2 separate regions of the Homo sapiens genome follow, and region 2 is linked to region 1. The links are chromatin loops, found by intact Hi-C in ENCODE. Cell type or tissue: K562. All regions are shown on one strand. Each heading gives the region's core, and the rest is flanking DNA. Links, peaks and the distances in the headings are about the cores only. Region 1 overlaps SYT14 (synaptotagmin 14). Region 2 holds the start of LOC107985256 (a long non-coding RNA gene).

Evidence for each region. Peaks named below come from ENCODE experiments on the same cell type or tissue, not always from the same donor. Only the 100,000 strongest peaks of a DNase experiment are listed, where the experiment ranks them.
Region 2: a loop joins it to region 1, with 3 times the contacts of the local background. A loop is called at or near these places in 13 of 110 quality-filtered maps.

What each region holds. Positions count from the first base shown.
Region 1 is chr1:209,986,255-209,994,590 of GRCh38, reverse strand. All of the region lies in intron 2 of SYT14 (synaptotagmin 14), which reads right to left. Among named protein-coding and RNA genes, the nearest start is that of SYT14, 52 kb to the right of the region's middle. RefSeq lists an enhancer at 733-1,233. In K562, for the core only: a CTCF peak has its summit at 4,836 (motif pointing right); no DNase peak of the experiment used is centred there.
Region 2 is chr1:209,585,479-209,593,814 of GRCh38, reverse strand. The region is part of intron 1 of CAMK1G (calcium/calmodulin dependent protein kinase IG); the gene reads right to left. LOC107985256 (a long non-coding RNA gene) reads left to right here and starts at 7,450. Exons shown (of 3, transcript XR_001738443.2): 1 at 7,450-7,614. In K562, for the core only: a CTCF peak has its summit at 3,206; a DNase peak (open chromatin) is centred at 3,164; H3K27me3 peaks cover 2,839 bases.

The DNA.
Region 1 (8,336 bases), core at 141-8,140:
AATTTTCATGGATTATATCCTCAAGTATATTTTCCAAGTTATTTTTCTCTCTCCTTCTCTCTCAGGAATGCCAATGAGTCTTAGATTTAATCACTTTACATAATCCCATATTTCTCAGAGGTTTTTTTCAGTTTTAAAAAATTCTTTTTTCTTCGTTTTTGTCTGAGTTGCCTTGAAGAAACAATCTTCAAAGTCTAAGATTCTTTCCTCAGTTTGTTCTATTCTGCTGTTAATACTTCTGATTGTATTATAAAATTTTTGTAGTGAGTTCTTCAGGTCTAGAAGTTCAGTTGGTTCTTTCTTAAAATGGTTATTTCCTCTTTCAGCTCCTTGATCATCTTACTGGATTCCTTAGATTGTGTTTCAACTATCTCCTGAATCTCAATGAGCATCCCTTCTATCCAGATTCTGAATTCTATGACTGTTATTTCAGTCATTTCAAACTGGTTAAGAACCATTGCTGGGGAACTAGTAGATTCATTTGGAGGTAGGGGGACACTTTGGCTTTTTGAATTGCCAGAGTTCTAGCACTGACTCTCATCTTGGAGGGTTGGTGTTCTGCAGTGTTAACTGTATATAGTCAGTTAGCTTCAATTCTGGGTGCTTTCAGAGGACTAGGGCTCCGTACAACATCTTTAGGTAAACACTTGCACTTGGTTTCACAGGTGTATATATCAGCAGATTTTTGGTGTTGCAGTTTGGGCTACAATCCAGTAGCTGGCACTTAAGAGTAATGGCCAGTAGCTAGGCTAATACCCAGCCACACAACTCTTTGGTACTTCCTCACTTTCACAGGTGTGCACTGCAGTGGGGAAGTCAGGGATGGGGAGAGGGGAAGGAGAAGAGATGGCCTCACCAGGTCCACTTGGGGGAGCTCCCTCCAATCATGGGCGCCCATGCCTGAGTTTCTTTTGTTAGGTGTTCCGGGCTGCCAGGCCCCCCAGGCAGAGGCTGCAACAGAGAGATATGCCAAACCCCTTCTGGACAGGCCCTGTTTAAGGAGAAATGCATGTCTGGTTCCCACCCTGGTCCAGGAACCCATGCGTGTCGCCCCCTCAGTGTTCTAAGGGTACATACAGTCTCCTCCCCAGCTCATGTGCTGGCCACAGATCTTGGCTGCAGGCTGGAGCTCTGGGGGTACCCAGATGTCCCGCAGCTTGGGGTCAGGTTCCAGCTGTGCTGAGGAATTACAAGTGTTTCTGGGCCACTAGGAAAAGAAATAAGGTGAAACAATGCACTCAGGCTAGGCTGCAGATGCTACACTGTGCACTCAATCATGCGGGGCAGCTAGGCATGTGTCCAAGGAGGGGCAGTCGACAGGCGAGCTTGCACAACAGATGTGCCCCTGTTCCATGGCGAAGCCAGCCCCACTCTTTTCTGGCTCAGAGGTCAGTTGGGGCTGGCACTTCCTGAAGGGGGATGGGGAACCCTAGGGAAAAGACATCTATGGTCACTCTCTGACAGAGCTACCCAGCCCACAAAAACTCCCAGGCTCTGCAACATCTGAAAATTAGTCTCTGCCTATCCCCAGCAAGATCCCTCTGCCAGCTCGCATGTCCACAGCAGACGAGTAACTAGGATCCTAGGGGTCAGTGGTGAAAGTGAGCTGTCCCTCAGGTCCTTCATTCACCTCTTTCCCAGGAGCTCTTAAGGGCCAGGAACTAGTCCTAGGGTTCAGTTAACCTACACAGTGTTCCCAGCTTCCCCACCTTCATGCTCAGCTTCAGTGTCGCCTTTCCATTCACTCTCAGCTTTTTCTCTTTGAAGATCTGCCCAAATTAAGGTGGTTTACTCAATAATATGGTCTCTCTCAGTGTGAATGGTACTTCCTCCCTGTGTCTAGTAGGCCATCTTGTCCCCCCTTCAGTTTTCTTAAGCAAGCATGGTTTACATTTGCCTTTTATTTATTTGTTTTTTATAAATTCAGGGGGTTTAAGTGCCATTTTGTTACAAAGATATATTGCATAGTGGTGTTTTTAGCGTAGCCATCACCAGAATAAGTATACACTGTACCCATTAAGTAATTTCCCATCCCTCATCCTTCTCTCACACTTCCATCCTACTGAGTTGCCAATGTCTATTACTACATTTTCTATGTCCATGTGTACACATTATTTATCTCCCACTTACCCATGAGAACATGCAGCATCTGACTTTCTGTTTTTTAGTTATTTCACTTAAAATAATGGCCTCCAGTTCCCTCCATGTTGCTGCAAAAGACAAGATTTCATTCTTTTTTATAGTTGAGTAGTATTCCATGGTTATATAAACCACATTTTTTAGCCAGGTGTGGTGGTGTGCATCTGTAGTCCTAGCTACTTGGGAGGCTGAGGCAGGAGGATTACTTGAACCCAGGAGTTCAAGGATGAGTGAGCTATGATCGTGCCGCTGCACTCCAGCCTGGGTGACAGAGCAAGACCCTGTCTCAAGCAAAAACAACAACAACAAAAAAAAATTTTCTTTATCCAGTCATCTATTGGTAGACACTTAGGTTGATTCCATATCTTTGCCATTGTGAATAGTGCTGCAATAAACATACAGGTGCAGGTATCTTTTTGATATAATGATTTATTTTCCCTTGAGCCTATACTAAGTAATGAGATTGCTAGGTCAAATGGTAGTTCTGTTTAAATTATTTGAGAAATCTGCAAACTGCTTTCTACAGTGGCTTAACAAATTTACATTCCCACCAACAGCGTATGTTTCCATTTCTCTGCATCCCCGTCAATATCTGTTATTTGACTTTTTTTTTTTTTTTCTCGAGACGGAGTCTCGCTTTATCGCCCAGGCTGGAGTGCAGTGGTGTGATCTTGGCTCTCTGCAGCCTCTGCCTCCTAGGTTCAAGCGATTCTCATGCCTTAGCCTCCCGAGTAGCTGGGACCACAGGCACACACCACCACGCCCAGCTAATTTCTGTATTTTCAGTAGAGATGGGGTTTCACTATATTGGCCAGGTTAGATGTTATTTGACTTTTTAATAACAGCTATTCTGATTGGTGTAAGACGGTATCTCCTTGTGGTTTTAATTTGCATTTCTCTGATGATTAGTGATGTTGAGCATTTTTTCATATGCTTCTTGGCCATATGTATGTCTTCCTTTGCAAAATGTCTGTGCATTTCCGTTGCTCACTTTTTAATGGGGTTATTTGAGGGATTTTGGTTGAGTTGTTTGCATTCCTTGTAGATTCTGGACATTGGACCTTTATCAGATGCAAAGTTGGCTAGTATTTTCCCCCATTCTGCAGGTTGTCTGTTCACTGTGTTGATTATTTCTTTTACTGTGCAGAAGCTTTTCAGTTTATATAGCCCCATTTGTCTACTTTTGTTTTTGTTGCATTTGCTTTTGAAGGTCTCAGTCATGAATTCTTGGTCTAGGCCAATGTCTGGAGGAGTTTTTCCTAGATTTTCTTCTACACTTTTTGCAGCTTCAGGACTTACATTTAAGGCTTTAATCCATCTTGAGTTATTTTTTGTATGTGGTGAGAGTTAGGAGTCCAGTTTCATTCTGCATATGGCAATCCAATTTTCCTAGCGCCACTTACTGAATAGGGTGTCCTTTCCCCAGTGTATAATTTTGTTGACTTTATCAAAGATCAGTTTGCTGTAAGTGTGGGGCTTTATTTCTGGGTTCTCTATTCTATTCTACTAATCTGCGACTATTTTTATACCATGCTATTTTGGTTACTAACACCTTGCAGTATAATTTGAAGTCAGGTAAAGTGATACCTCCAACTTTGTAATAATACCAATCTGACAAAGCTTTTTCTAACGAGGAAATGACAAGAATGTGAAAGAAACAATGATTACTCTGTATTTACTAATTTTTTAAATTTTTTATGGGTATATATATAAGTGTATATATTTATGGAGTACATTAGTTATTTTGATACAGGCATACAATGTGTAATAATCACATCAGGGTAAATGGCATACTGCTAAATTTTTGATAAATAACAAGTATTATCATATGATAAGAAAAAGCAACACACTTTATTTCATTAAAACAAGAAATATACATACATATATATACGTATATATATACATATATATACGTATATATATATATGTGAAATATTCCTTCATCCTTAAAAATGGAATTTAGGACAACTGCCAAAATGACATCTGAGGAACACTAGATCAACAGATATTAAGATGTGAGATTTTTAAAAAGGAAGGTGGGGGCGTTCCATGATGAAACGTATTCAGGAAATATTGGGCTAAATAAAGTTGAGAAGTTTTTCAGTGCAGGACTTCTAGAGCCATTGATATGCTAATTTTCTAAACTTAGCCATCTCCATCACAGACTGAGTGGCTCTAGAGAAGCCCTAACAATCTGGAACAGCATTTAAAAATCACCAATCTAATACAATATTCTAACATTTTTTATATATTTTGTAAAATGTACAAAAACAGATGAAAGGTGGAGGGAAAATGAATTCTGTTTACAATAAAGCTGAGGTTCTATAAGGCATAATTTATAACTACATATTGGGTCCAGTTTGAAGGAACCAGAAGTAAAAGATAGCAAACAGGAGGTCTGTAATTTTTACTTGTTTATTAAAATTGATTTATATGCTAATTTTATATTGAATATACTTTAAATTGTGCTAACTGCAAGTACATGGCTTTAAACGTGATGAAAAGTCAGACCAATATATAGCTGAATTTTAAAAAGTATAAATTGAAATGAAAATATAAATATATCTTAGAGTTTAAATAAAAACGACGCCTTGGACATCTAAAGCAACAATAATTTCACAGTAAAATTTCATATATACACACTAGGCAAAGCACTGAAGTATTTACTAAATATATTTTCATATTAGCCATTAGATGGCACCATATATCTACTAGTTAACATAACTATACTATAATTCCCCTGACATGCTCAAAAAGTAATATAAAATATATTTAACTTCTACGTAAATATAATACACATTATCTTTTATCACTGTTAACTTTAAGCTTTAAAGGAAGAAAGATGATATAAGCAACTACATTTATATCACCATTTCTGGAATGTTAAAACTTAATAAGTAATCTCATTCAGAAATCAAATGAAATGTTCTAAGACAATGATTCAAAGGCTGAAGAGCAGACAGCTAGAGAATGCCTTTCCTTAAGGTAAATGTAAGATAAAACTAATTCTCTACCTTAATAAATTTTGTTTTTACTTTTTATTCATAAACCTACATTGTCCAATTTCCAATTCTTCTAAATAATCAAATTTCTGTCTCCTCTTAAATTTCACCATATCTTGTTCTCTAATCCAGGACTCTCAGTTCCTGTGTAATTTCCCAGTCTCTCCTGAAATCGCTGCTGCAGATTTTTATATAGTCTATTTAAATACCAAAAATGACCCCATTCTAATAATCACATTTTCTACTTCCAGTTAAGATAAAATAACATGGACAGATTTCTCCCACCACCTGAAAACACTAAAACAAGACAGAGCGTATGAAACAATGGCACTCAAGACACTGAAGATGGGCAATAAAGGAGTGATCATTCAGAGGAAGAAAAAAAATGAGATCATCTGTATGACTATGATTTTCCAAGCTTACTACCTGGAGAAAGGGGACAGTGCGGTCACTGTACAGTCAGGTGAGTGTTGAGGAGATAAACCTGGGAGTATGAAGAAGCCAAGTGTGCTCAAGTTCATGTGGCTGAGTCCCGGAATAAAAAGCTGTGTAGACAGAGAACTCCAGACACCTGCACTGAGTCACTCCTAAGATACAGTTCAGTACTTCTTAGCACATACATGTAAGGAAACAATCAGAGGCTGGGAAAAAAACTGCCTAAGAGGATTAGAGGGAAGACATGCCAAATCTTACACAGAGCATGAAATGGGGACTATTCTGAAGATCCAGAATTTTAAAATCTCAAACCTTATGAGCCACTGATTAGACTGACATATGAAGGATTTTGCTTCAGAAAATTAATCTTACACTAAATGCAGGTTTTGCCCCTCCTAACAAAGGTGAAAAGCAAGACTGAAAGGAAAGTCTCAGGTAATTTAACCTATCTCAGAATAAAGCTCAAGAACTAATCACGATTAGATCTAACACTCAACAAGGGAAACTTCACAATGTTTGGCATCCAATAAAGAAATTATCAGGTATGCAAAGAAGCAAAATGAAAAAAACCTAGCAGAAAAATTAATCAATCGAAACTGACTCAGAAAATTGATAAAATTAGGAGACAGGGACACTAACAATTATGATGATATATTCCATGGGTTTGAAGAACCAGAGGAATGATCGAATGTGGTAAGAGGAGATACGGAACTTTTCTTAAAAGCCTAAATCAAACTTCCAAAGGTAAAAACTAAAATGTCTTAGATAAAAATACACTGAAAGAGACTGACAGCACATCAGATATTACAAAAGAAAATGTTAATGAACCTGAAGACATATCAACAGAAAGCATAAACACAACAGAAAGACTAAAAAAATGCAAATAATCAGTAAATTGTGGAACAACTTCAAGTAGATAAATACATGTGTAATTGAAGTCCCCACAAAAGAGATGAGAAAAGAAGAAATCAAGAAAACATTTGAAGAAGTGATGGTCAAAATTGTTCCAAATTTAATGAAAACTATCACCAAAAGCAGCTCAGTAAATTCAATGTACAAGAAAAAAACGAAGAAAACTACACAAAGGAACATTATATTCAAATGGATTAAAGTTGTAAAGATAAAAACAGAAGTAGTCAGAAAAATTACACATTATCTACAAAAGAAAAGAGGTAAGGCTGACAAGAGATTCATCAGAAATAATAAAAGATAGAACAAGTGGCACACTATCTTTAAAGTATTGAAAGAATAAAAGCCGCTAATCTAGAAGTCCTTGCCAGTTAAATGATCTTTGAAAAGCAAAAGGTGAAATTTTGTAAAACAACACAACACAACTTTGAGTCACACAAAAGGATATAGTTTGGATATTTGTCTCCACCCAAATCTCATATTGAAATGTAATTACCAGTGTTGGAGGTGAGACCTAGTGGGAGGTGTTTGGATCATGGGGGAAGATCCTTTACAGCTTGGTGCTGTCCTTACAGTAGTGAGTACTCACAAGATCTGATTGTTTAAGTGTGTAGCACCTCACCCACATTCTCTCTTGCTCCTGTTTTCACCATGTGAAGTGCTTGCTCCCACTTCATGTCCCACTATTAGTAAAAGCTTCCTGAGGCCTCTACAGAAGCTGAACAGATGCCAGCGCCATGCTTGCACAGCCTACAAAACTTTAAGCCAATTAAACCTCTTTATAAATTATCCAGTCTCAGGTATTTCTTTATAGCAACACAAGAATTGCCTAATATAGAAAACTGGTACCAAGGAGTGGGGCTCTGCTATAAAGATATCTGAAAATGTGAAAGCAACTTTGGAAGTGGGTAACAGGCAGAGGTTAGAATAGTCTGGAGGGCTCAGAAGAAGACAGGAAGATGAGGGAAAGTTTGGAACTGCTTAGAGATGAGTTAAATGGTTGTGACCAAAATGATGATGTTGATATGGACAATCAAGTCCAGGCTGCTGAGTTCTCAGATGGAAATGACAAACACACTGGGAACTGGAGCAAAGGTAACTCATATTATGCCTTAACAAAGAGCTTGGTTGCATTGTGTTCATGTCCTAGGGATCTGTGTAAGTTTGAAAATGAAAGATAATTGGGTCGGGTATGGTGGCTCATGCCTGTAATCCCAGCACTTTGGGAGGCTGAGGTGGGCGGATCACAAGGTCAGGAGTTCAAGACCAGCCTGACCAATATGGTGAAACTCTGTCTCTACAAAAAATACAAAAATTAGCCGGGCATGGTGGCGCATGCCTGTAATTCCAGCTACTCAGAAGGCTGAGGCAGGGGAATTGCTTGAACCCGGGAGGCAGAGGTTGCACTGGGCGACAGAGTGAGACTCCGTCTCAAAAAAGAAAAAAAGAAAGATGATTTAAGGTATCTGGCGGAAGAAATTTTTTTTTTTTTTGAGACGGAGTCTCATGCTATCACCCAGGCTGGAGTGCAATGGCGCAATCTTGGCTCACTGCAAGCTCCACCTCCTGGGTTCACGCCATTCTCCTGCCTCAGCCTCCTGAGTAGCTGGGACTATAGGCGCCCGCCACCTCGCCCGGCTAATTTTTTTTAAATTATTATTTTTAGTAGAGGCAGGGTTTCAGCATGTTAGCCAGGATGGTCTCGATCTCCTGACCTCATGATCCACCTGCCTTGGCCTCCCAAAGTGCTAGGACTACAGGCATGAGCCACCGCGCCCAGCCCCTGGCAGAAGAAATTTCTAAGTGGCAAAGCATTCAGGATGTGGCCTGGCTGCTTCTAACAGCCTATGT
Region 2 (8,336 bases), core at 15-8,014, 400 kb after region 1:
TTACACCATTGATGTTTTAAAGAGTTCACTCTGGCTGATCTGTGAAGGGAGAGAGATGTGAAGAGAGAGATGATGGTGGCTCGGGCCAGATGGGAGTGAAGGAGAGAATGATGAACCTGGGATGTATTCTGGGAGTCCAGTTATCTACAGTATTAGGCGATGTGTCATATGGTGGGGCAGACGGAGTCTGAGAGGACTCCCATGTTTCTGGCAGGAGCATCTGGGGTTGGTTGGGGGGTGCCCTGACTGAGCTCATGAATACTAGAGAGAAACATGTTTTTGGGGTGGGGTTAAATGGTTGGAGGGAATCTCTGTTCCTTTGGATATTCCACTCTGTCTACCCCCTCCAACAGCTAATGGCAGGGTACCAGGTGTCCAGGAGTGATGAGTGAGACACCATTTCTGCCAGCACCCTCTCCCTCATACTCCTTGAACCTGATGGAGAAATAGGAAAATATGCCTAATAGCTGCCCCTCTTGGGCAATAACCTTCCTTCCCCACTCGAGAAAAACTACTTGTAGACTCTATGGGGTCTTGTATTAATAATAGCCTTTGAACAAAAAGAAAGTTTGTTCCTCTACAATTCAGCATTAAGTGAAGAGCATAGTTTTGGAGGCCAACCTGAGTTCAAATCCTACCTTTGCTAGTTACCAGTTAAATGGCCTTGCCTAAGGCAAGTTACTAACCTCTTTGAATCTATTTCCTTATCTGTAAAGTGGGGACAAAACCCTTTAAGATATGGTAAAGGTTAAATGAAATGGTGCACATACAGACATTGATACACATGATAAACAGTTGTTTCTTTTTTATTTTTATTTTTTTTTCTGTTCTGCTACAATCTTAAACAGTTGTAACAGAGATAATATTCTGGAGACATTTGTTGATGTATTTCATTCCTGATAATCCACATCTGGAGGACTCGTGGTAAAATAGGTTTCATGGAATAGAGGGAACCTCTTCTGCCATTAAAACACAACTATGAGACTTAGACCCCTGGGAATAAGAAGAATATGATACAAGCGAGGCTCTTGGCAGAGGGGAAGAGGAGGTGGAAAGATGGATACTTTTGGTCCAAGTAGATCCTGGAAAGGGGATGGGGAGACAGATGGTGTAGTTTTCCAAAGCACAGATCTTTGCTTTCGCTCTCTTGGAGTAGAGCATCTGGTCAGGAATTGGGAGACAGGTGACATGGATGGGGTGGCTTACCAGGACCCTGCTGGTGGGAGGCTTTAAGCCTAGGAGGAGCGCTGCCTGCAACCACATCTAACAGGGCAGTGAGGAATCATGGGGAGGCCTCGAGGGAGGAGGTGAGTTGAGATAGTGCCTCATGCTGGGCAGAGACTCCAAAACCTCCCCAGGGCCGGCTCATGTCAGCTCATGAGAGTCAGCTGTGCACCTCTCTGGTGTTAATGTTGGCAGCTAGAAAGTGACCACAGTAGGAGTACTGGAGTTTTTTTTTTTTTTTTTTTTGAGACAGAGTCTTGCTCTATTACCCAGGCTAGAGTGCAGTGGTGTGATCATTCCTTACTGCAGCCTCAACCTCCTGGGCTTGAAGTAATCCCACCTCAGCCACCCTAGTAGTTGGGTCTACAGGCATGCATCAACACGCCTGCCAAATATTAATTTTTTTTCCAAAGACAGGGTCTTACTCTGTTGCCCAGGCTGGTCTCGAACTCCTGGGCTCAAGTGACCCTCCCATCTTCGCCCCCCAATGTGCTGGGATTACAGGTATAAGCCATCAATCCCAGCCTAATAGGAATATTTACACCATGGACAGTGGCAACAGCTACAATCAGGGCTTCTGCCTGACTCCACCTCCCCCTTGCCCCAAGACCTGTCATTAAACATTTACCAGCTCATTGTGGCTCATGGCCCTATGAGGGGATGTAGAGCAGGTCACGGCCAGCTGGCTGGGGTTGGTGAGAAGAGACGGTGATGACCAGGGCTTTTCAGGTAAGCAAACAGCTGGGATCAGGGCCTTTAGTAGAGTATGTCAGTATGATCCCTGTGAACCAGTGGGACCAGTCATACTTCAGAGGTCACTAGTTAGCTTCTGATGAGATCCAGAGGACTGTGGAATCCAGGGTCCCTGATAAGTCTAAGAAGTCTGAGGCCCCCTTCTCCCATATGACAACAAGGTTTAGTAAATACCTTACAACATAAAATGCCACTTTGAAGTAGAGCAGGAAGAGGAAAGGCCATCTCAAGGCTATGTTTTCCTGAAAGGCATAAGGTCAGCTAAACGAGACTCTTGAAACCCAAAGGGAGATTTATACGCTACAATGGACAAATTCAAACTTAAAGTTCCCCATTCCCCTTTTTGCTGCCTGATGGGATGGGAGTTCATGAGAAAGATTTATAAGAAATAGGAAGCTGCATTTTTTTGGTGTACATTTTAATAATGTGTCAACTTGCAACCTGGCTATATAATAATTGGTGGCTATTTATTATTAAAAAATGCATGTGAGAAACTCCTTCATGATTGACCTAGTTGAATATACATCTGGTAGCTTGTGTTTGGGTCTTCTGGCCCATTTGCTGATCTGCTCCTCTTGGCAGGGTGGCAGCCCAGAGGGACCACAGCAGTTCAGGATGCAGGCACTGGCCAGAGGAGGTCTCACTGGCAGTGGTGGGCTGACACTTGACTTCGAGGGCACGGTACACAAGGTGGAGACAAATGGACCCTGACTGGTGGAGATCTCTCTGAGGAAGATAGAATATAAGAGTCGGGGGATATCTTTAGCCAGATGCCCTTCTGTAGATCCTGAGTCCCAAATCTAGCAGCTTCCACTTATCAGGGTGCTTGGCATCTAGAATGCATGAACTTTCACTCGCTTTACAGGCTGCAAAAAGAAAAATGGGGTACTTTAAATTTGAGATTGTCCATTATTGCATGTTAATCTTATCAGGTTTAAAGAGCCTCATTTAGCTGACCCAGTCTCCAGGGGACATCAAAAATACTTCTTGCTGTGCGGATACACTGCTGCTGGTAAGTCTTGAATGTAGGGGATGAGGGCAAAGGTTTGAACATTTAACAAAGCAAAATCAGCCGCCTATGTGCCTCCCCCATCCTTGCTCTCTCCCCTCTCCACAGAACAACAGGGCTGTGGATGCTGCTTTTCCAGCCAATGAAGAGCCGCCTTCCAGCTCTGGGACCAAGAGCCAGGCGTCCATCACTCCCTCTTCTGGAGCTTCCATGGAATGACGGCCTGTTCTCCAGGAGGCTGCACCACCTCATTAGCAGATCTGTACTCACTGTTCCTTCTTTCCCTTCTCTCTTAAATAGCTTTAAAAACATAGTATTCTTAGCCGAAGCTAGGCTATGAGAAAACATCTTTCCCGCCCACTCCTCCTCCCATACACTGAATCCTAACCATTTAGTTCCATCTTCAGTGCAATGTGGAAAACTCAAAGGCCCAGATCTGAAACCCCCATAGCTTTGGCTTTCCCTTCCCACCCCTCTGTAACCAGAGTGATCGCCTCAAGACTCCCATGCCCTGTGTGGTGGAGGTCTGAACAGTGGGCTTTGAAAGGGGTGCCCATGTTCCTTCCATGGCTGCATCCTGCTTCTTTCTGCTAAAGTCCTCCCCCTCCTCTCTTGACTTCTGTAATCTAGGCCTTTTCAGAGGAAAAGAAAACAAATTCTAAGGAGCTTGAAGCTCCAATATTGCTCTCATTTGTTTCCAAAGTACTCCCCGCCTCTCACTCTATTTCTGGCAACAATTTCCATTGGGTTTCAAAGCTCAGGAGCAGCCGCCACAGATTTCTCTGAGATTTAGGGCTGATTTTTCACATCGATAGCTCAGGAGACTTGGAGGATGTCGGCTTTGTGGCTGGTTCAGGCGCCTGGCACCTCAGCACAGCAAGATTCTCAAGAATATTCTGCAAAAATGGCTCCTAGCAAAGAAAATTACCTTATTCATGGAACTATCTTTGAGTCGTGGAGGTAATACTCCTTCATTCAACATTCATTTATTGAGTACTTCCTGTGTACAATTTGGGCTATAAATAGACATTTCTATGATAGGAGTCTGGCCTTAAAAGTGCTTACAATCAGGTTATGAAGACCAAACACAGATATATAAATAAGGAGCTAAGAATGCAGGCCAGTCTGCTTAAAGGACTGGGACCATGTATTACTCATCTTTGAAATCCTAGAACCTACTACTGTTCCTGGCACTCACTAAAGGTCCAGCCCATGGTTGCTAAATGAGTGAATGAGAGAAAAGCTTGGGGGTGGGTTGATTGGGGAGCGCATTGTGGAGGAGTTAGACTTAAGATGAGTATAGAAGGTGGGTGGATGTATTCTTTATATTGCTTTAGAGAGGAGCCTATAGCAAGAAGACCTGAGCCCTGGGAAGGGACCGCAGCAGGGCCTCCCTCTCTATAGTCCTTGCTGTGAGGCTCTGCCCATGGCACAGCAGCAGGAGAGGGTGGAATGGCCATAGAAGGCCAAATCTGCTTGGCTTCTTTCTTGTCATCATAATTTCAGGGACACTAGTGCCTGGGATGGGATCCGTGTCTGGTTCTTGGTCAGAAGAACTTCCCTGCAACACTAGACAAGGCTCTTCCTGACCATTCTACCTAGAGTCCGTCTACCCACACCCAGAGTCACTCTCTCTTAGGTGAGCCAGTCCTTTCTTCTGTAATAAGTATGACAATCTCAAAGCACCCTGTTTACTTGTTTGAGGTTGATCTCCTCTATAGGAAGTAACTCCACACAGACAAAGACCTTGGCTATCTTGTTGCCTCCCTTGGGGCTAGTGCAGTACCTGCCTCCTAGCTTCGGCTCAATTGTATTTTTTGGATGAACTTCCTGGCCTCTTGGGGGAAAACTCTGCAGCTGTGGAGGAGGCTACAGAGGGGAAAGTTCTTCCTAAAGGGCAGGCAGTACAGCCTTGGGGTGGACGCTGCCTCTGAGTGCAGCCCTTTCCATGCTCCCAGTGGCAGGCTGTGTGATGCTTGCTTATGAGAAGCTGGTGAGAGATGCTTGGGCCATGAGCCCAGGAGGCAGATGCCCCTTCCATGGAGCTTCTCTGTCCTTCCTCCTTTTCCAGCTTCATTTAGTAAAGGGAGCACCACTAGCCCGAGATGGAACTCTCAGGCAGATAAGCTTTGTCTGCAGTGGCCTCCTCACTGTGGTCATATACCCTAAAACTGCCAGGTCACCTCATGACCCCACACTGGCCGGATTCTCTCTCTGCACTCTCATGTCTGCCCCACTCTCCATGTGGCCTACCTACCCAAAGTTTTCTATTTGAGTTGCAGCCATTTAGGGACCTGCCCTGAGGTGCTTATTAAACGTATCAGCTGGGCTAATAGCTTAAAACTGTTACGCTCCTAATTAGGTGATCCAGAGTCTTAGGAGCATCACGTTATAATTCAAAGGCTTTCCATCCAATCCAATCCAATCCAATCCAATCCAATCCAATCCAATCCAATCCAATCCAATCCAATCCATTCCGCTCCACTCTAATCCAATCCACTCCAATCCATTACAATGTGTGTACAGTGTAGGAACAATCATAGTGTTCCTAAACTGGGCATGGACAAACCAGAGGATATGGGGACAGGGAAGGAGAGCATCTTTGAGTAGCACCTCTGCAATCTTAAGCTCACAGATAATGGTTCTCAATTCTACCCATGGGAAGAGCCACCCTCCTTTTGCTGGTGCTGTCACTAGGGGCTTCTGAGCAAGGAGGCATGAATCACTCTGGGGCATAGTGAGCAGGCTCAGAGCCTTCTGGATCATGCCTGGCTCTTTTACTGACCTTAGAGGAATCAGTCTACCCTAAGACTGCTTTATAGTCTCTGCTTCCGGGATTTTCCATTCTTTGGGAGCATGACTCAGAAAAGCCTATGGGCCTTGGGAGGGAGGTTATCAGTTGGATCATCTCTAATAAGAATGTGCTCTCTGCCTCCAGGCTGGGGCACACCGAATCATGGAAATCTATCAGCGCTTGGTTACAAAAGGGTAAAAGGCAAAAGTTGGGAAGTTTTCTTGCTGGGTCACACAATTTTCTAGACTCTGGTCCATATTGGACTTTATATCATCCACTGGGTTAAAAGAATACCAGAAAGAACCCAGACTTGTTCCAGTCTTGGTTTGATATCCCGTAGCTGTGCAGCCCCAGGCAGATCACCATACATCCCTGAGTTTCCATCCTCCTCTCTGGTGAACAGAGGAGATTGGACTAGATTAAAGTTCCCTGAAGTTTGCTTTTCAGTATCTTAGTCCTGGGTGACTCTCTGTGAGTAGGGTGGATTTGCTACCTCCTCTGGCCCCCTTCTTGGAGATTCACAATCCACATTAGCTTATTAAAGGCTCTGAGGACCATTAAAGACACATGCTGTTTAATCTGGCATTTCCCAAATTTCGTAGATAGTGAAATTCTTTCCTTCTGTAACACTAATATTAGTGTGCCGGGGATCTAGGGTTTCTCAGAGCATCCTTTGGAAAATGTAGACTAGGCCATCTCTAATGCTTTGTAATTCTTCATATTTTGCAGGGATAGATGAAATTTCGAGCAGCCCTCTGCCATCAGTCACAGTTTCACCCTCCTTGTGGTGTCATAGGTGAATGGCTGGGCCTGTGTCAGAACTCACTTCCAGTTCACGGGTTGCAACCCAAGTGGCTCATCTGCTTGCCAAAGCTGAGGCTCTGGAACCTAAAGGCTTCAGGAAGCTTCTGGCTGGAGAGAAACTCCAAGGACCACCCACTCCATTTCCCAGCCCTTCTGCCACTGCCATTCTGCATTTCAAAGATCAACTCTGCATGCCAATTTCTGTTCACAAAATGACCCAGAGAGAAGGTTTTTCAATTGTTGCCTGCAGTTTATTTAAGGCGCAAACCTACATTTAAGTTTAACAAAATCTCTCCTGCTGCAGTGACAAGCCATAATTTATGTGTTGCTTATGGTTTACTGTGTGCTTCTTACAGAGGATGTGAAGATCATTCTCTAGGGCTTCATGCGGTAGCTGAGAGGTCAACACACAGGGGCCATTGTAGAGAGCAGGGTATGCTGCTTATTCTTAGTGTGCTGCTAAGTATATTGGGCCTTGGTTTCCTCATCTGCTGAATGTGAATAATGATCCCTGCTCTATTTCTCAGCATTCCTTTGGAGGGCTAATGCTTCAATGGGCACAAAAGCAGTTTGCAACCTCTAAAGTGCCATGCAGTGGGTCCACATTATAGGCACATGAATTAAACACTAAGCACTGGAGAAAGAGAAAGGGAAACCAATAAGGACTTAAACAGGGTGAGCACAGGACAGGAGACAGGAATCTGCTATTTCTTCAGCTGGTTCCAGCTCCCACGTGCCTTTCACAGTGTGAGCATCTCATCTCACTGTGTTTCTAAAGTGTTTAAAGATATATGATTTTTCGTACATCATAGCCTGAATGCAAGCCAACTACTTCATCTGGTACTCAACCAAGAAAACAGGGAACTGTTGCAACAAGAGAGGAAATAATACTTCTGTTGGTTTTTTTCACAGGTGATATGCAGGTCTCCACTGGGGCACTTTTCTAAGGAGTTTTCAAGGTTAACGCTGACTGTGTGTCACACACCGCCTTCAAGCCCAATCCCATGCAAGAGGTGCCTCTTTTGTACAGGTTGGACGCTCATTACTATTAACCTTCCCAGCTAGGCACTCTACTCTGGCTTCCAGAAGGGGAGAGGAAGGATCTTTCCCCTACCAGGGATAGAGTACAAAAGGAAGGACAGGCTGAACTCAGGACGAAGGGCTGTGTCAGGAAGCTCTGAGTTACCAGCCTTTCCTCCAAGGACATGGGTTTGACAATCCTGGATAGTCCGTGCAGTCCCCTGCCTGCTTCAGTTTGCTTTCTTGCTGGCAGCCGCTCCCACTCAGCCCCAACCCCCTCGCCATTGACCGTGGCGGCGCGCCTGCAGTTGTAGCGCCAGGCACGCAGCCTGTTTGCAGACTCAGCCGCTCCCCTCATTCATGCTGCAGCTCATTCACTCGCTGGCGCTGGCAGGCTGCGGCTGGGCGCCGCCACTCGCGCGCACTCGTGTGGCAATTTATTTCTGGCCCTGTGTGCGTGTGTATGGGGGAGAGGGAGCGAGGGAGGCGCTCTCCTCTTAGAGGGGGATGCTTTTTCACTTCCAGGTAGAATCGCTCCCAGGCTTTATAGTATTCGCTGCCCTGGACCACGCACCTGGGTGGGGCACCGCGCTAGGCACTTTGCATGCATTATCTTGTTTAATGCCCCACGGCCACCTTTCCAGGTAACCTCATTTTACAGCTGAGGTACTGATAAGTAGAAATGTTCAGAAAAATCCCCCACATCAAACAGATAGTGAATGATACAACTGA